2 separate regions of the Homo sapiens genome follow, and region 2 is linked to region 1. A link is a loop called in an ENCODE intact Hi-C map of the cell type or tissue named here. Cell type or tissue: ovary. All regions are shown on one strand.

Region 1 (8,000 bases):
GCACCCCCTGGTCCTGGAGCCAATGAGGACGCAGAGTCCTTCTAGTGCAGGTGACATCATCCTGGGCATATTTTATGTGGCATTAGAAATCCAATAATGATCATTTCAAGAGATTCTGCAGAAGAAATGTCCCAAACACAATGCGGCTGCCTGATGGTCTGAAATCCGTGCATTTCTGTGGTAGAGTGAGTAGGAAGTGGGGGTGCTTCTCCCTCTTTGGCCGCAATTGTGTTTTGAGGAGTCCAATCATCATCGATTACTTATTTATGTGATTAATCTCCTTAGGAAAGAAGGCACTTGTCCCTATTTTACACAGGAGGAAGCAGAGAGCCCAGGGGATGACTCGACCCAGGCACACGGCTGATGGATTGATGAACGGCAGAGCTGGCCTCAGACCACAGGCAACTCTGGGTGTGTCCACCCACCTCTGCCAGATCCAATCGCACTGGCCCAGGAAGGGAGGCGAGGGGGTGGGGAGCATATGAGGATGAGGGTTCCCCCAGCACTGGGAGGCCCTTGAGCTCACTTGGCCCAGGTGGGGCAAAGTCACGCTGTGGCTGGGGTGCCCTGAGCCATGCTGGGCCAGAAGTCATCCCGTGCAGGTGGGAGGGATCCCTGGGCTCTGGGTCCTGGCTCTCTGTCCGTCTCTGTCATCAGCCTCACACGGGGCGCTACTCATCACACTCCTCGCTGGTGTGCAGGGCTGCTGCTCCGCATGATAATGGAACATGATGCCTCTTGCCAGGTTTATTTGGCTGGGAGTGGTGGTGGATGTCAGTCAATTTCTGGTGCCCCTTTGCCCAGATGTGAATGTGGTACCTGTACACCCTGGGAGAAGAGGGTGTTTGTTGTAAAGTGTACTGGGATGTGTTTTAATCAGGTATGGTAAGGTGGCAGACATGAAGAGGCCAATGCCATTGAAAGTGTGTTTACTGGCCGGGCATGGTGGCTCATGCCGGTAGTCCCAGCACTTTTGGAGGCTGAGGTGGGGGATCACTTGGGTTCAGGAGTTCGAGACCAGCCTGAGTAAAATAGAGAGACCCCCCCCCGTTTCTATATTAAAATAATAATAATAAAATAAAAATAAAAAAAGAAAGAGTGATTACTACTCACAGTTTCCTGGAGAAGAGGGTACAGCACGCCCTGCAGGGCCCCATGGAGAAGCTCCAGGGTCAGGGAGGAGGCAGCTGGAGCTTGGAGGGAACATGGCCCAGAGCCTTCATCATGGTTTCCAAGGGAAGAAAAAATGGACAAGGCAGAGTGGGCGAGTTCGAGCTCGTGTAGGATTGGATAGATTCTCGGCTAGTTTGAATAATTTGGCAGGCTCCGGGCTGTAGAAGTAGTGTCTGGTTGTCTGGTACCTGCCCCTGGCCCCCAGGCACTGAGATGAGAGTACCTAGAGTGACTTTGGGCAGGGGAAGTATGGGCTTGGCTGTGAGAATTGGATAAAGGAGGCTGGGGATGTACGCTTCGGGGTGGTGGGTTTGCATGTGAAAGTCATGCTCTTTGCTGTCTCTAGGAGTTAGCTAGCCCCGGAAGGGGCAGTTCCTTCAAGATTAACAAGGCCTCTAAAATGTCAAAGCATCATAAAATACAGAAAGCAAAACTCACGATTGACACAGCTGGCCCATGGGCACCTCGTCCAGGTGTCTTCAGGCTGGGGCCCCATCGACCTTTGCTCCCGACTCTGAGGCTCCATCATGCCTGGCAGCCTCTCAGGCTTCAGTGTCACTCTTGGGCACACGGGAATCACCAGGCTGCGGGGCACCACGGCATGGAGAAGAGAGAGCCTTGAGGTCCTCTGCTCATGAGCCACACAGCTGGGGGCTCCCACAAGCCTGTCTAGGGTGCTGTTGTCCTTTTCGCCCTGTCCCGGTCTAGAGGCAGAGCCCCCTTGTTAAAGACCCACAGGATCTCCTTGCTCCGTACCCTTGGTCTCTGGAATCTGCTCTAGGACCTGCCTGAGCTCCTGCTAAGGCATCCTCTCCCCAGAGCAGTGGGGGCTGCTGGCCTCAACCAGGGTCATTTGGTAATGGGTGGGACATTTTTGGTTGTCGCCTGGGGAGGGGTTGACAGGGTTGGGGAGCAGATCGGTTTTATAACCACGGGCACAGGCTAGGAAGGCCAAACATCCCTCAAGGCACGGAATAGTCACCCGACATGGAGAATTGTCCCATCCCAAGTTCCAGTAGCGCCCTTGTTTGAGAAATGCAAGCTCCCTGCACATGGGGCAGGGTTGGGACTTGTTAGGAAACACAGAGGGGCAAATATCGTGGTTACTTTGATCAAATCTCATCCTCCTGCCTCAGCTCCTTGCAGGAGAGAAAACTGAGGCCAGGAGTGCCCACGGGAAGTGCTGAGATCACACGGCCATGAAGTCACTGGGCAGGGACTTCAGTTCACACCTGTCTCCCTCTGGAGCCTCCAACTGTGACCGCCTCATCCAGAAAACCCTCGGAGTGACAGGGCCCTGTTGGGGGAGGTGGACCCAGGCCCCTTCCCGCAGGAAACTCCTTCCACAGCCTGTCCGAGGTTGTGACCCCAAATCGTCCCCTCTTGACCTGCAGTTGGGCCCCTGCTATGCTGCCTGGCGTCCACTGTGGCTGAATGAGTGCCGTGGGCTTATGGGGACCCTAAGAGAGTTAAGGAACAAATGGTTAGGGGTGGTTGGCAGGGGTGGATAGAGGGGAATCCGTCCTGGTTCTGGAGCCTGAGACCTGCTTGTAAGGGTCGGCCCTGATTTGCTGTGTGACCCAGGGTTGCTCCTGTGCCTCTCTGTGCTCCATTCCTCCTCCGCATACCCGCCTCACAGAGCGGTCAAGGGCCCCCTCGGGATTGCTACACACCGTGGGAAGGTCAGGGGACAGCATGGGTGGCATCTGACAGGGGGCCCTACTGCAGATGATTCATTGTGTGCCTGCTCTGAGCCAAGCCCTGGGGCCGGCACTGGTGACCCAGTGGTGGCCAGACAGGCAAAGCCCTTGTCCTCACAGGTTGCCCAGACCCCTTCTGGTGGGTGATGGTTACATACCCCCTGTGATGGGCGGGATTCTATCTCCCCCACAAATTCATCTGTTGAAGTCCTAACCCCCACTGCCTTAGCATGTGACTGTAATGAGAGACTGGGCCCTTATTCATTTATTTAATTATATTTTTTGAGACAGGATCTCGCTCTGTCGCCTGGGCTGGAGTGCAGTGGCGCCATCACGGCTCATGCAGCCTCAACTTCCCTGGGCTCAGGTGATCCTCCCACCTCAGCCTCCCAGGTGGCTGGGGCTACAGGCATGTGCCATTACATCCAGCTAATTTTTTTTTTTAATTTTTCGTAGAGACGGGGTCTCCCTATATTGCCCAGGCTGGTCTTGAACTCATGGGCTCAAGCGATCCTCCCACCTTGACCTCCCAAATTTCTGGGATTACAGGGGTGAGCCACCATGCCCGGCAAAGACAGGGCCTTTAAAGGGGTAATTAAATGAAAGTGACATCATTAGGGTGGGCCCTAATCCAATCTGACTGGTGTCCTTATAGGAGGAAGAAATTAGGACGCAGATACCCAGAGGGGAGACATGAGGACAGAGGGAAAAGCCGGCCATCCGCATGCCAGGCAGAGAGGCCTCGGGAGAAGCCGCCCCTGCTGGCACCTCCACCTCGGACTTCTAGCCTCCAGAATTGTGAGAACATCAGTTTATTTTGTTTACCCGCCCCCCCCCCGCCCCCACCAAATCTGTAGAACTTTGTTACAGCAGCCCTCGGGAACAAATACACCCCCAATATATGAACGTGCATTTGGAGTCGTGAGTGCAGCAGCCCCCTAGGAGCTGATACCACTGAAAATACGAGACACCCAATTAAATTTGAATTTCAGATAAACAATGAATAATTTTTTCGCATACACTGCATGGGACATACTTATTATACTAAAACAATCCATTGTTTATCTGAAATTCAAATTTAACTGGGCGTCCTGGATTTGCATTTGCTAGATCTGGCCACGTGGCCTGGCATCTAAGGCTGTGACTCCCATCCGACAGAGGTTCAAGGACAGAGACCAGCCTGGAAGCCGAGAAGGGGGTGAGAGCCTGAGGCTGCTTCCCAGGCCTGAGCTGCTCTCCCCAAACGGTTCCCATCTCCCGCACAAACATATTTATTGGGCCTGATGGCAAACAGATTATGCTTGTCCCAGGAAGGGCAGCTCCAAAGAGAAAACCTTGAAGTCCGGGAAATAATGATGAGGGAGTTAAATTAAAGTGCATAAAACCCTCCCGAGAGATAACGTCAGGGTGAGTTACAGGCCCGATAAGGGACTGGGGGCTTGCAGAGGGGGCTCAGAAAGGTCGCCCAGCGGCGCACAGAGGACCAGGAATCATAAATATGGGGCAAGACGCCCAGCCGGGGTCGCCGGGGTGAAAATATTGGGGTCATTCCAAAAACAATTATCCTGCTTGGTTTGCTCTTCAGGTCTTGTAAATCTTTCACCTTTTATAAAAGATTTCTGGAGAAGGAAGCACTCTGGAAGTCTTAACTGATTTTTGTGGCTGCTTCTTGGTGGTTCTGCTGAAGGAAAACAAAAAGACAGAGGAAAATGAAATTACCCAGCATTCTCAGAGGCACAGGGCTGGGCTGACTGGTTTTCTCTTATTCTTTGGAGAATTTGGGCTGCCTTGGGTTTTGAGTCCTCCCATTTACAGTCTTGACACCATTTAACAGTTCGTTTGTTCTGTTTTGAAGCCAGTTGCAGCAGGGCTTTCACTGCCCAGTGGGCCCTGTTCTATGGGGCCAACTTGGCAGCCATCTTGACTGGAGGCAGCCATCTTGGCAGAAGCGGTGCCCGTTCTGACTGAAGTGCAGCCGTCTTAACTGAGGGGCGTTCCTGGTGGCTAACAGGTACCCAGATGCTCGTTCTGACCGAAGTGCAGCCACCTTGACTGACGGGGTTCGTGGTGGCCGACATGTACCCAGGCTCGTGTGCCCAGGCAGAGCTCCTGAAGCTGGAGAATGGGTCTAGGCCACGCCTGGCCTCGTGCTCACGGCTCCAGCTGCATCCCCTGCCTTCCTATTGTCTGCCCAAGGGCACCCTTGGTCCAGTCCTGTCCTCTGTGGCTCTGTCTGTGTTCTGGGCTTCTCAGTTGCACCAGCAGAAGGCAGTCATTTGTCCCACAAATGTTTTTTAAGGCTGGGTGTGGTGGCATGTGCCTGTAATCCCAGCTATTCGGGAGTATGAGGCACAAGAATTGCTTGAACCTGGGAGATGGAGGTTGCAGTGAGCCAAGATCACGCCATTGCACTCCAGCCTGGGCAAGACAGGGAGACCCTGTCTCAAAAAAAAAAAAAAAAAAAGCGAAAAGAAAAGCTCATTGAGCACCTGCACACTTGCACATGCCGGCCACTGTGCTGGGTCCTAATGCCTCATCCTCAGCTGAGGGCGTCATCTTCTGGGTGGCTTTTTCCTAGGTTTCCCTGTCCCCCTCCGCACGTGCACAGCCACAAAACCGGCTCTCCTCAGAAATCTCTCTCCTATCGACTACCTCATTTATTTCTCACAACCCTGTAGAGGAGGGATTACTAGCGCATTTGACAGATGAGGAAACTGAGGCTCAGAGGGTGAAGTGACTGGCCTGGTGTCACACAGATAGGGGAGGAGGCAGAGCTGGGAGTTCAACACCGACCTGTACAGCTCTAGAACGGCGCTCTTGGTGTCCCGTGCCTTAGCTGTGTGCCCTGGCGGACTCACTGGGCACCCTGAGCCTTGCTCTCCTCATCTGCGCACGGGATACATGTTCTAGGCCTGCGTGGGGCGTGCGGGCGGGAGCCATGCGTGCGGGGCGTGCGGGCGGGAGCTGCAGGCGGGGGCTGAGGCTTGGAGTCTGGAAAGCATTCTAGGGGTGGAAGCCAGAGCTTCTCTGTGTGTGTGAGAAAGAGTATCCCCATTCAGCTTTCATGGTCTGGCACCTCCCACCACAATAGAATTATTCAAACTGAGTTAATTTGCTGAGTGGGACTTGGGGCTCCTTCAGGTTCAAGCCAGATTGAGGTGTGGGAGAGGGGTAGCAAGGGGGTGGCCAAGTGGCCTGAGAGTGTCCCATGGGAACACCCGCCCACCCATTCATTCATTCATGCATGCATGCATTCATTCAACAAACCTTATTTTGTGCCAGGCCTGCTCTGGGCGCTGGGGATACAGTGAGAGGGGAACAAGTCAGATTCGAGTCCTCCCCCACCAGAGCTCCTATCCCGGGGCAGGAGACAGACTGGAGCTAGGGAGGCCCGGGAGGAGGCCACTGCTATGTGGTCCAGGAGAGTGATGGTGGCACCCGGATGGAGGCAAGAGTGGCCCTGAGGATCCCATGGAAGTGTAAAGGGTGACTCAGCCTCAGCGAGGTGAAGGGACTTGCCCAGGGTCACACAGTTAACAGGCGGTGGCGCCAGTTTGTCTGACTGGAGACCGCGCTGTCAGCCGGCCACTGCCACGGCTCCCGAAACAGCATCGCCCATACCGAGTCCCGAGCTACCCCAGCTCTAGACATGCGTGCATGCACTTCGGTCACAAGTGTGCCTGGGGAAGTTGCGTGTCACCCCCTTCTTGGAACACAGTGCACAGTGGCCCGTTGAAGGCTCTGAGGGACCCCGCAGGAGCAAAAACTGCCATGTTCAGCGTGGAGTTCCCAGACCTCTGTGGCCATGGAACCTTTTGGACACTTTTTAACATACGTTCTAGTCATTGGATATTTGTTGAGTGTGTGCTACATGCCAGAGACTGATGAGCAGAGCTGGCTTGGTCCCTGTCATCTGGGAGCGATGGCCTGTGAGGCCCCTTCCCTGGGCCCCACCACAAGAGGGAGCCCCAGGGCAGGAAGGCTGCTTGTCCTCCCTGCAGCCCCTCCCGCCTCTGGGAGTCAGTGCTCAGAGGTGGGGCCGCGGCAGCTGGGTGGGGGTGGCCCTGGGAGGCCTAGTAGTCTTTGGTCTGGAGGCCATGGGCGTCCTCACCACCGGTGTGACAAGGAGACCAAGAAGGAGAGGTGACACCAACCCAGCCCTCAGTGAAAGGGTGTGTGGCTTGGCCCTTGGGCCTGGCTGGCTGGATCCTGTGCTGAGGGCTGGGCTCATAGGGGATTCCCTCTGGTGGCATCCCCCATCATGGGTTTCCACTCCTGCATCAAAGTGTCTTGACTAAGATGTTGACTTCATGGGATCAAAGCCACCCAGCTTGGCAGTCTCTTCCCCAGATGCTCTGGAAACCAGCCAAGACAGCCCAGGCAGGCTTCCTGGAGGAAGAGGTCCTGGAGTCAGGCCAGAGGGAACAGCCCAGCCCAGGCACCTGTGGGGAGGCTGCAGATAGTGATGGTGACAACCAAGGGCTTGGGGAGGGGCCAGAGAATCCACTTCCAATATTGGCCCCGCCTTGGCAGCTGTGCACCTTGGGAAAACAACATGACTGCTGCAGGCCTCGATGTCCTCATCTGTAAAATGGGATGATGACAGACCTGGAGGTGGCCCTTCAGGCCCTCACCCACGGTGGCCCAGGGGAAGATTCCGCTGCTGGCAGCATGGGCCTGGGAGAGGAGACAGGGCTGCTCACATTTGCCTTCCCCTCTGAAGAGTGGGGCTTGGGAAAATACTCCTTGACCTGAAAAAGCCTCAACTGGACGCTCCTGTGGGTCCGTCACAGATACGACTTTGCAAATCAGATGTGACAGGGAAATGTGTGCTGAGATGGTGGCCAGCTGCTGGGCTGCGGGGGAGGGGCTGCTGAGGGACCCACACGGCCTCCTCCGAGAACAGACGCCTCTGCCAGGCCATGTGGAGCGCAGGTGTGCGGGGCCGGCCGCTCTTGGATTAAAGTCACACACACACACACACACACACACACGCCAGGTGCATACACTTAAACTCACGTGCATGTACACACATGCAGAAACTCACAACACATACACTCACACATGGTTACATGCACACACTTGCACACACATGCTCACAGAGACACACACAGACACACCCACACG
Region 2 (8,000 bases), 120 kb after region 1:
TAAAAACGTGCACGTTAAAAGGAGAAAGAGGTTCTGCCCTGAGTGCTGCACATTCAGGCAGACCTAATAAGAGTTTCCTCAGGTCAGTCCCACGCTCCGCTCCTTTCCCTCCAGACGAATGCCAACTTTGGATCTTGTTCCACGTCTACAGCGCTTTGGGGGGAGATGGGCAGGGTTTTGTTTTTTGAGTAATACCCTCATATGTTTCCAAAACGTAAGAGCATAGAATGCAAGTGGTTCTCAGCCTCCGTCTAGGTGCAAGTGTTAAGTTATGCTCCCATTTAACAAGTGGAGATGGAGACTTGCCACCACAATTTTCAGCTTGACTTCCAAACATTCTGGGTTTTATGCCTCATTTCTTTATATCCAGGATTTTTTATGGGCTTTCTAAAAAGTCTACTGAAATACATCTTTTAAAGCCTTTACTTAATGTGGGATGCTGGGTTTGAAGCTGAGAAGACAATGGTCCTGGGGGGAGTGCTGGTAGTGGGCAGGAAAGGAAGGGTGCTCCTGGTCCTGGCCTGCCTTCCCTGTGGCACACGCTCCAGTCTCTGGGTTAGGAGCTGTGGCGGGGTGATCAGCCCTCGGATGAACAGGCAGGCTACACACAGACTCAAAGTCTCGGCTCAGAAACCGCTCCTCCTCCTGCTCGCCTCAGGGACAGACAACCTGTTTTCCCCCAGAGCAGGGCATTCTAGGGACACTGAGAAGCAGCAGCTGCCCTTCCCACGGCTCCTTGGGCTGTCCATGCTGGGTCTAGGGTGAAACTCCATGTCAGGGAGCGTAAGAAACACTGCCAGGAGTGCTTCAGTCAATTCAAAGTTAGGTCCTGTCAAGTCTCGTAACCACTGAACGATGTATGGGCATTTTAAAAAGAGACTCCTTGCTTGAGGAGTTCAGCTCCGTCCCAGCGCACAGCCACTCAGTTACCCCAAAAAAGTTTGTATGCCAGCACGAACCCAACGCAAGCAGGCTTTCTGTACTAAGCAGTAAGCGAGAGGCAATGGGAGCCACGGAGCCCACAGGGACACAGGTCTTCATCTGAAAAGCTTAGATTCTATCTTTAGGAACAGAGCTGGAACCAGAACTCAAGTTGGAAGGCAGCATACTGGAGAGGAAAGGGCATAGGCTGGGGGTTAAATACCCTTTGACCGAAATCTTGGTTCCGTGGCTAACGGAGATGTTGCTGTAACATGTGGGAACCTCAGCCGCATCCATGAAATGAGTAGGCTACTTCCCTATAGAATTGTCACAAGCATGAAACAGACAATGAATGCCAAGCACCTCACACTATGGCTGGCAAACAGTAAAGGGAGTCGACGTTAGTTCTCTTTTGTTCCCCTTGCCCTAAGTCATCATTCCAAGAGAAAAGGCCCCACTTCAGCCCCTCCTTCCCCTGCCTCCTAAGCAGAGACTGCTTATCGGGGGGTGGGAGTCTCAAAACTCACTGCCTGTCATTGGTAACACAGGGGCATTAAAATGTGTGATTTGTTGAGCTTGGTGGCCATATTCAGGGGCATTATCAGTGAGTAGCCTGTGGCCCAAGCACCAAAATTTCCCAAGAGCTCCAAGGGGAGCACTCTGGGTTGTTTTCAAAACTTTCCTTTTTGAAAGTGTTAACTATGAAGCAGGTATGTTCTGCCTCAACTTAATTCACTGGCTTTGCATGATGATAATGGAAATTAAAAAATCATGGTGGTGTAGAGAATTTCAACAACATTTATTAAGAACTTTTTGATTTGCACAATACAAGTTGTCCACTGTTTAACAATTATAACAGCAACTACTATTTATTGAACACTTTCTATGGGCTAGGTGCTGTTTTAAGCTTTTTAAAAAATATCTGTATTGACTCATTCAATCCTAAAATAGGTACAATTATTACACCCATTTTATAGAAACTGAGGCTGAAGGCATTAGGGAATTTACCTGAGATCACTCATCTATTAAAAATCCTGTTTTGGATTCAGAAATCAACAATGTGGTCCCTAACCCAAGCTGCACAGTCCAGTGGGAGAGAAAGATAAGAAGTCAACAAACAATTATAGTTCTGTGTGACAGTCACAAAGGTGGAGGCAAGTTCAGAGTGCTGCCAAAACAAACATAGGGCACGTAACCCAGCCACACAGAGGTGAGAGGGTCCGGGAAGCTTCCTAGTGGGGATGATGTCTCAAAACGCAAACATCATTTAGCTCTAAACCATGCTAGGAGAGACGGTGGCAGCACCAGAAGGCAGCAGAGCACAGTAAGCTCTAGAATAAAGTGACCTGGTTTGGAACCCCACCTCTGCTTTCACGGATAACAACATAATCACTTTAACTTCATTTCCTCATCTACAAAATGAGGATGATAATTATTCTTGGATTTTAAGATTGTTGTAAAGGCAAAATACTTCTAAAGTACTTACCATAATATCTGTCATATAATAAATGCTTATAGATGAGCCATTAGTTAAAAAAAGATAAATGCTTAATAAACAGTTAATATATAATAAGCATAAGCATTTTCTTCATATGTACAATGAAGTAATATATAATGATGAGACAATAATATTCAATATTTATTGAGCACTTACTTTGTTTAATCCTCCTAGAAAAGATAGGTGTTATTATGAGTTCCATTTTATAAAAGAGAAAATTGAGGTTTGGCAAGGTTGAGACATTTGTCTGGAGTTATATAATAAGTTAATACATCATATAACTAATAAGTCCTGAAGGAGCCAGGACTTGAACCCAGATCAGCTAGACTCCCAAGTCTGTGTTTGTTAATCCCTCCACAGCCGCAAAGGGAGTCTTAGGGACTCGGGGAAAGAAGAGACTTCCAGGGAGCACATCTTCCATACCGGAACCACTGACCCAATCTGTGGAAAAGGTTCAACTTCCACTGTAACAAATTCAGCTTGACTATGAATGTCCAGACTCTTAGACTAACCATATGACCTACAGGATTTTTAAGGAGACATTGGAGAATGTCATGGTTTCAAAAGCCACAGTCTCAGTTTGCAGAAGTGGGAAAAGGTTGCTACGAGCAGTTCTCGAGTCTCTGGTCCTGACCAGTTCCCAATAGTGATGAAGACACACTCTAGTTCCCAACCTGCTCTGGTCCAATTCCATGCATGTTCATTCTCCAGCATTTCAAGGTAGAAAATGAAAATATATGAGCAAGAGAAGGCCTTGTAATAACTGCAGCATGCCTGCTTTAAAATAAGTCCTCTGAGTATGACTTTATCCATAAAGAGTTTACACTAGTGTGAATGCCACATTTTGTTTCCCCTTAGACTGACCAAAAATTTTTTTTAAAGATCAAAGCGTACTGTGGGAGCATGCGATGTTTGACATTGGACAAAGTACTCTTTTTCAAAACAGACATTTTCCAAAAACATAACTCGCTAGACTAATGGGCAGTGAGAAGCCAAAATGACTGCCCTCCGCCTTCTCCTTGTGTATCTTTGCCAGAGTCCTTGGGACTTGCCAAATCCGGTCATGCCTGCTTAGCTTGCTCGACTGATTGTGCCAGAAAAGAAAATAAGACACAGATGTATTTGAGCTCTTTGAGATGCCAGTAAGAGAGACAGCTAATGGCTTCATTTCGACCCTCCCCTTCCAGCTGGGCACAGGTGGGGGATAATGAGGTCCCTCTCCCTAATCAAACTCAATTATTTACTACTCTATATAACTGCAAAGACATTCACATTCCGTTCAGAATATAAAACACACCGTGGGCTACTTCCAACCACTGCCACTGGGTATTTATAACAAACTCAAGTGGCTAACAGTTTGCCTTGGCAGGAGTTTAAGTGTGTAAAGTTTTGCAAACTGTTTCTGTTCAAATATGTCCTGCTGAAATGGGGTCCCAGGCGGGGTTCCATAACTGTCAGGTCAGTGAACTGCATAACATCTGAGAATGTATTCACCATGCAGTGCAGACAGGATCTGGAAATCAAACGCTTCGTTCTATCACAACCTTCTGAGAAGCATCACAGTTTTTTTCAACAGCAAGACTGACATTGTATTAATAAACATTCCAAGTCACTAGCCTGACATGTACATAGCAGCAGCTGACAGACTCCGACATAAGCTGAGGGGAGAACAGAGGAAATCAAAATGAGACATAGTAACTAAACATGGCCAAAGGGGGAAGCATCACCAAACCAATCACATGGGCTCAGAAATGGGAGCTCCCCGACTTTGAAGACACATATTAACTAAAGCAACAATCTGGCATAATTTTTAGATACAAAGTAAGTTGATGGTTATCTAAAATGTGTGCTTTTATGGTAGGAACAAAGCGAATCCTGGCACAATTTCAAGACATTCCAGTGAGCAAAACATACATATTTAGCTTGTCTGACCTTTAAATTCTTAGAAGTGTGTAATTAATGCTTTCCATCTTTATCACTTGCTCCAATATTTCTGTCACTTTAAACAGACACAAAGAAAAATCCTTTCTTTTCTCTAGACAGTAGCTGTTGCCAAAAAGGAAATCAAGTCAGATTTACAAATACAAAATTAAACAGGCTGCATATGTTACATTTCCATACACGAGGACAATCTGGACAATGAAAATGTTTGCTAATACAACAGAATGAAAAGAAACAACACACAGTTGGTCCTCTATGAATCAAGCAAACAATAAATAACCAGGATAATTTATACTCATTTTGTCAGGCCTGGTTACAAAGAACACAAGCATCTTCTTTTATTCCTTATTCTATTTTAGCTCTGCCTCTTACCAAACAGCATGGCCTTGAATTAGTAACTAACTACCTGTCTCTGAGCCTCAGCTTACATATTATAAAAGTGAATTGCGTATAAGAAACTTTACTGATGGGGTGTGGCCAATTTTAAAATATCATAAAAAAGAAATAAATGATAAAAAAAGAAATAAATGAGATAGCATCTATTGGAGGTATGAAACTGAATGAGTGTGTGAAAATATTCTCCCTGCCCTCCTCTTTTTTTCATTCTCTAGACCACAAGGCAATAGCATATAACAGAAGGAAAGGCTTCAAGCTAATGACACCCTTTAATAAAGGTCTGGTCACTTGGGGTATACTGTGGATTTATCATCAAGAAGGTAAACTAAAACTCCCCACTCTTCTGAAAAGCCCAGTAAAGAGCATGAATGAACCTAGGGCACGCCTCTTTAAAAAAGCAGCTCATCGTTCCCTTTCTGCAGAGCCAAGAGAAGCCAAGGTAGTCTCTGGGAGCCTGCCCAAGGCAGCCCAGCTTCTGGGCTAAGACCTTCCACTGTTACCTGACAGCTGTTACCCAAAGAGCTCTTGGTTAGAACTGTTCCTTCCTCATGTTCCTCTAATATATCAAATATTTAAAGGAAAATACATATATATATAGGAGACAGTTTAACTGCTCTGACTTCTAACCTAAGGAGATTCTGACCATTTTATTGGCCTTGACTTTTTTTTTTTTCCTTTAATGCCCTTCTTCCCCCACTCCAGAGTAGAATCCTGGCATGAAACTTTAATGTCAACACATATAAGGTAATAATACTACCACAGTTGTTTTTGTCATTGCCACTTTTGAACTCAATTCAGTCTCACAAATTCTGACTAAATTAGGTCTGTGTTGGGAATGGGAGAAGGAGACGAACAAGGCAGGTCCCTATCCTTGAGAGGCACTTAGCCCACTCAAGATCTCATTCTCCCTTGTCCTACTTTGTCTAAAGGAACAGTAGGCTTTGGCTTGGTCACTGCTGGCAAGAAACACTTCTTGAGATGCTGGGCACTATCTGAGCTCCAGCTCTTTATCTGGTTTTGGGGGTCAGCCAAAAACCTTCCCATTCCTCCCACTCCCTACTTCTCCTCTCTGACACTACTGATATCCAAACATCTTTACTGCTTAAGCTCAAAGTAGTCAGCAAGTTAGGGATTCCCATTTATAGATATATTTGCTCTGTCCAAAATCAATCAGGAACAATGGATAGCTTAGGAATCCACTTGAAGATTTGTTAAAAGAGGCAGTTTCCATTACCAGGCTCCTAATTTGCAAGTTGTTAGAATAATCCATTCTCCTTCCCTGAACAACAACTCTATCCAGGGGATTCCTGGGGCCCAGGGGTTCTAGAGGGAAAGCTAGATAGATCTAGTCCTGATTTAGTAAGAACATCAGAAGACATCCAATTTCACGTTCCCTCCACAGAATAATTTTCCAATGAGAAATTCATTAATTAGTTCCCCTTTAAAAAATGTAAATAATTATAAAATATAATTCACAACCTTTGCATGATGGAATGAAGACAAATTTAAAAATTTCTTTTATATGCAGAAACAGATCTATTTCCCAATTTTGCTATAATGGACACATATTAATTATATAATAAAAAATAACTCAAAGGAAGGTTAAACCCCATTCTCACCTTAGTGTAAATTATTCCCACTGAGAATCCCTGACAGAAATAACAATAGCAACTATGTAACACTTCCTACATGCCAGAGTCTCAGCTAATATTAATAATCACAGCAGCATTTCCTGAGGTTCAAGAGCCCCCAGGAATCAACAGATGAATTTACAGACTAAGTTTCAGAATTTAAAAACCTGTTTTCTAACGGTGATGTGAGCCTCTAGTTCCAGCTACTCAGGAGGACTGTCTGAACCCAAGAGTTCCAGTCCAGCCTGGGCAGCATAGTGAGACACTGTCTCTAAAAATTTTTTTAAATTAAAAACAATTTTGATTTTAGTCAATGAAAAGCATATAGAGATGTATTATCTATACATATCAATATATGTATGATATGGATGTGTAGCTATATATATCTATATGTGCTTTTCATTGAACTAAAAGCAAAATTATATGTGTCACCACATATTTTATATATGTCACTGTGTGTGTGTGGGGGGGTGTATGAGATAAAGATACAGATATAGGCCCCTCCTCACTCCTCATCTTCCATGTTCCCCATTTTCCACCCACCTGGGGAGCCCTGAGCCACTGCCTAGAGGAGAAATACCCAAGAGAGTCACCTGGCCTACATCAGACAAATGTGAACAAGAAATAAAATTATTAGGCTGGGCGCGGTGGCTCATGCCTGTAATCCCAGGGGAGGATTTGGGAGGTAGAGGCAGGCAGATCCCCTGAGGTCAGGACTTCGAGACCAGCCTGGCCAACATGGCGAAAACCCATCTCTACTAAAAACACAAAAATTGGCAGGGCATGGTGGCAGGTGCCTGTAATCACAGCTACTCGGGAGGCTGAGGCAGGAGCATCGCTTGAGTCTGGGAGGCGGAGGTTGCAGTGAGCCAAGATCACGCCATTACACTCCAGCCTGGGTGACAAGAGTGAAACTCTACCCAAAAAAATGGGAGGGGAGGGGAGGGCAAGACGGAAAGAAAGAAAGAAACTTATTGGGAAAATCCAGAAGTTGACCAACAAACCTACCCCATGCCCATTTGTCTATGTAGTCTACGGCTACTCACACACTACAATGGCAGTGCTGAGTTACAGAAACTCTATGGCCAATAGCCTAAATATTTACCATCTGGCCCTTTGCAGAAAAAGTTTGCTGAGCTAGAAGCGGTGGCTGAAGCCTATAATCCCAGCACTTTGGGAAGCTGAGGTCAGCAGATCACTTGAGTCCAGGAGTTTGAGACCAGCCTGGGCAACACAGCAACACTCTATCTCTACAAAAAATACAAAAAGTATTTGGGCATGGTGGTGCATGCCTGTAGTCCCAGCTACTTGGGAGGCTGAGGTGGGACGATTGCTCGAGCCTGGGAGGCAGAGGTTGCAGTGAGCCAAGATGATGTCACTGCACTCCAGCCTGGGTGACAGAGCAATACCCTATCTCAAAAAAAAAGTTTGCCAACCCTAGGATAACGTGGCGAGATTTGGGGGGTTATGTGTTCCAGCAGCTAGAGTTATTTAACATAACTAACAAACTTAGTAAAAGTCAAATGGCATTACTGCAAGCTGCATACAGAACTTGTTTGCTGAACAGAGAAAAATGGTGACAGAATTCAGTGGGCACAAAGATCTCTATGAAC

The links. A loop is a pair of places that touch in the nucleus more often than their neighbours do. Peaks named below come from ENCODE experiments on the same cell type or tissue, not always from the same donor. Only the 100,000 strongest peaks of a DNase experiment are listed, where the experiment ranks them.
Region 2: a loop joins it to region 1, with 2.3 times the contacts of the local background. A loop is called at or near these places in 11 of 110 quality-filtered maps.

Annotation. Positions count from the first base shown.
Region 1 is chr9:125,421,346-125,429,345 of GRCh38, forward strand. LOC112268055 (a long non-coding RNA gene) reads left to right here. Exons shown (of 3, transcript XR_002956935.2): 1 at 1-411; 2 at 3,529-4,884. It also overlaps the pseudogene RNU5B-5P. Among named protein-coding and RNA genes, the nearest start is that of GAPVD1, 160 kb to the left of the region's middle. RefSeq lists an enhancer at 2,494-2,994. In ovary, no CTCF peak of the experiment used is centred here; a DNase peak (open chromatin) is centred at 4,050; H3K27ac peaks cover 4,583 bases.
Region 2 is chr9:125,546,233-125,554,232 of GRCh38, forward strand. All of the region lies in intron 6 of MAPKAP1 (MAPK associated protein 1), which reads right to left. Among named protein-coding and RNA genes, the nearest start is that of MAPKAP1, 160 kb to the right of the region's middle. In ovary, no CTCF peak of the experiment used is centred here; a DNase peak (open chromatin) is centred at 3,459; H3K27ac peaks cover 6,039 bases.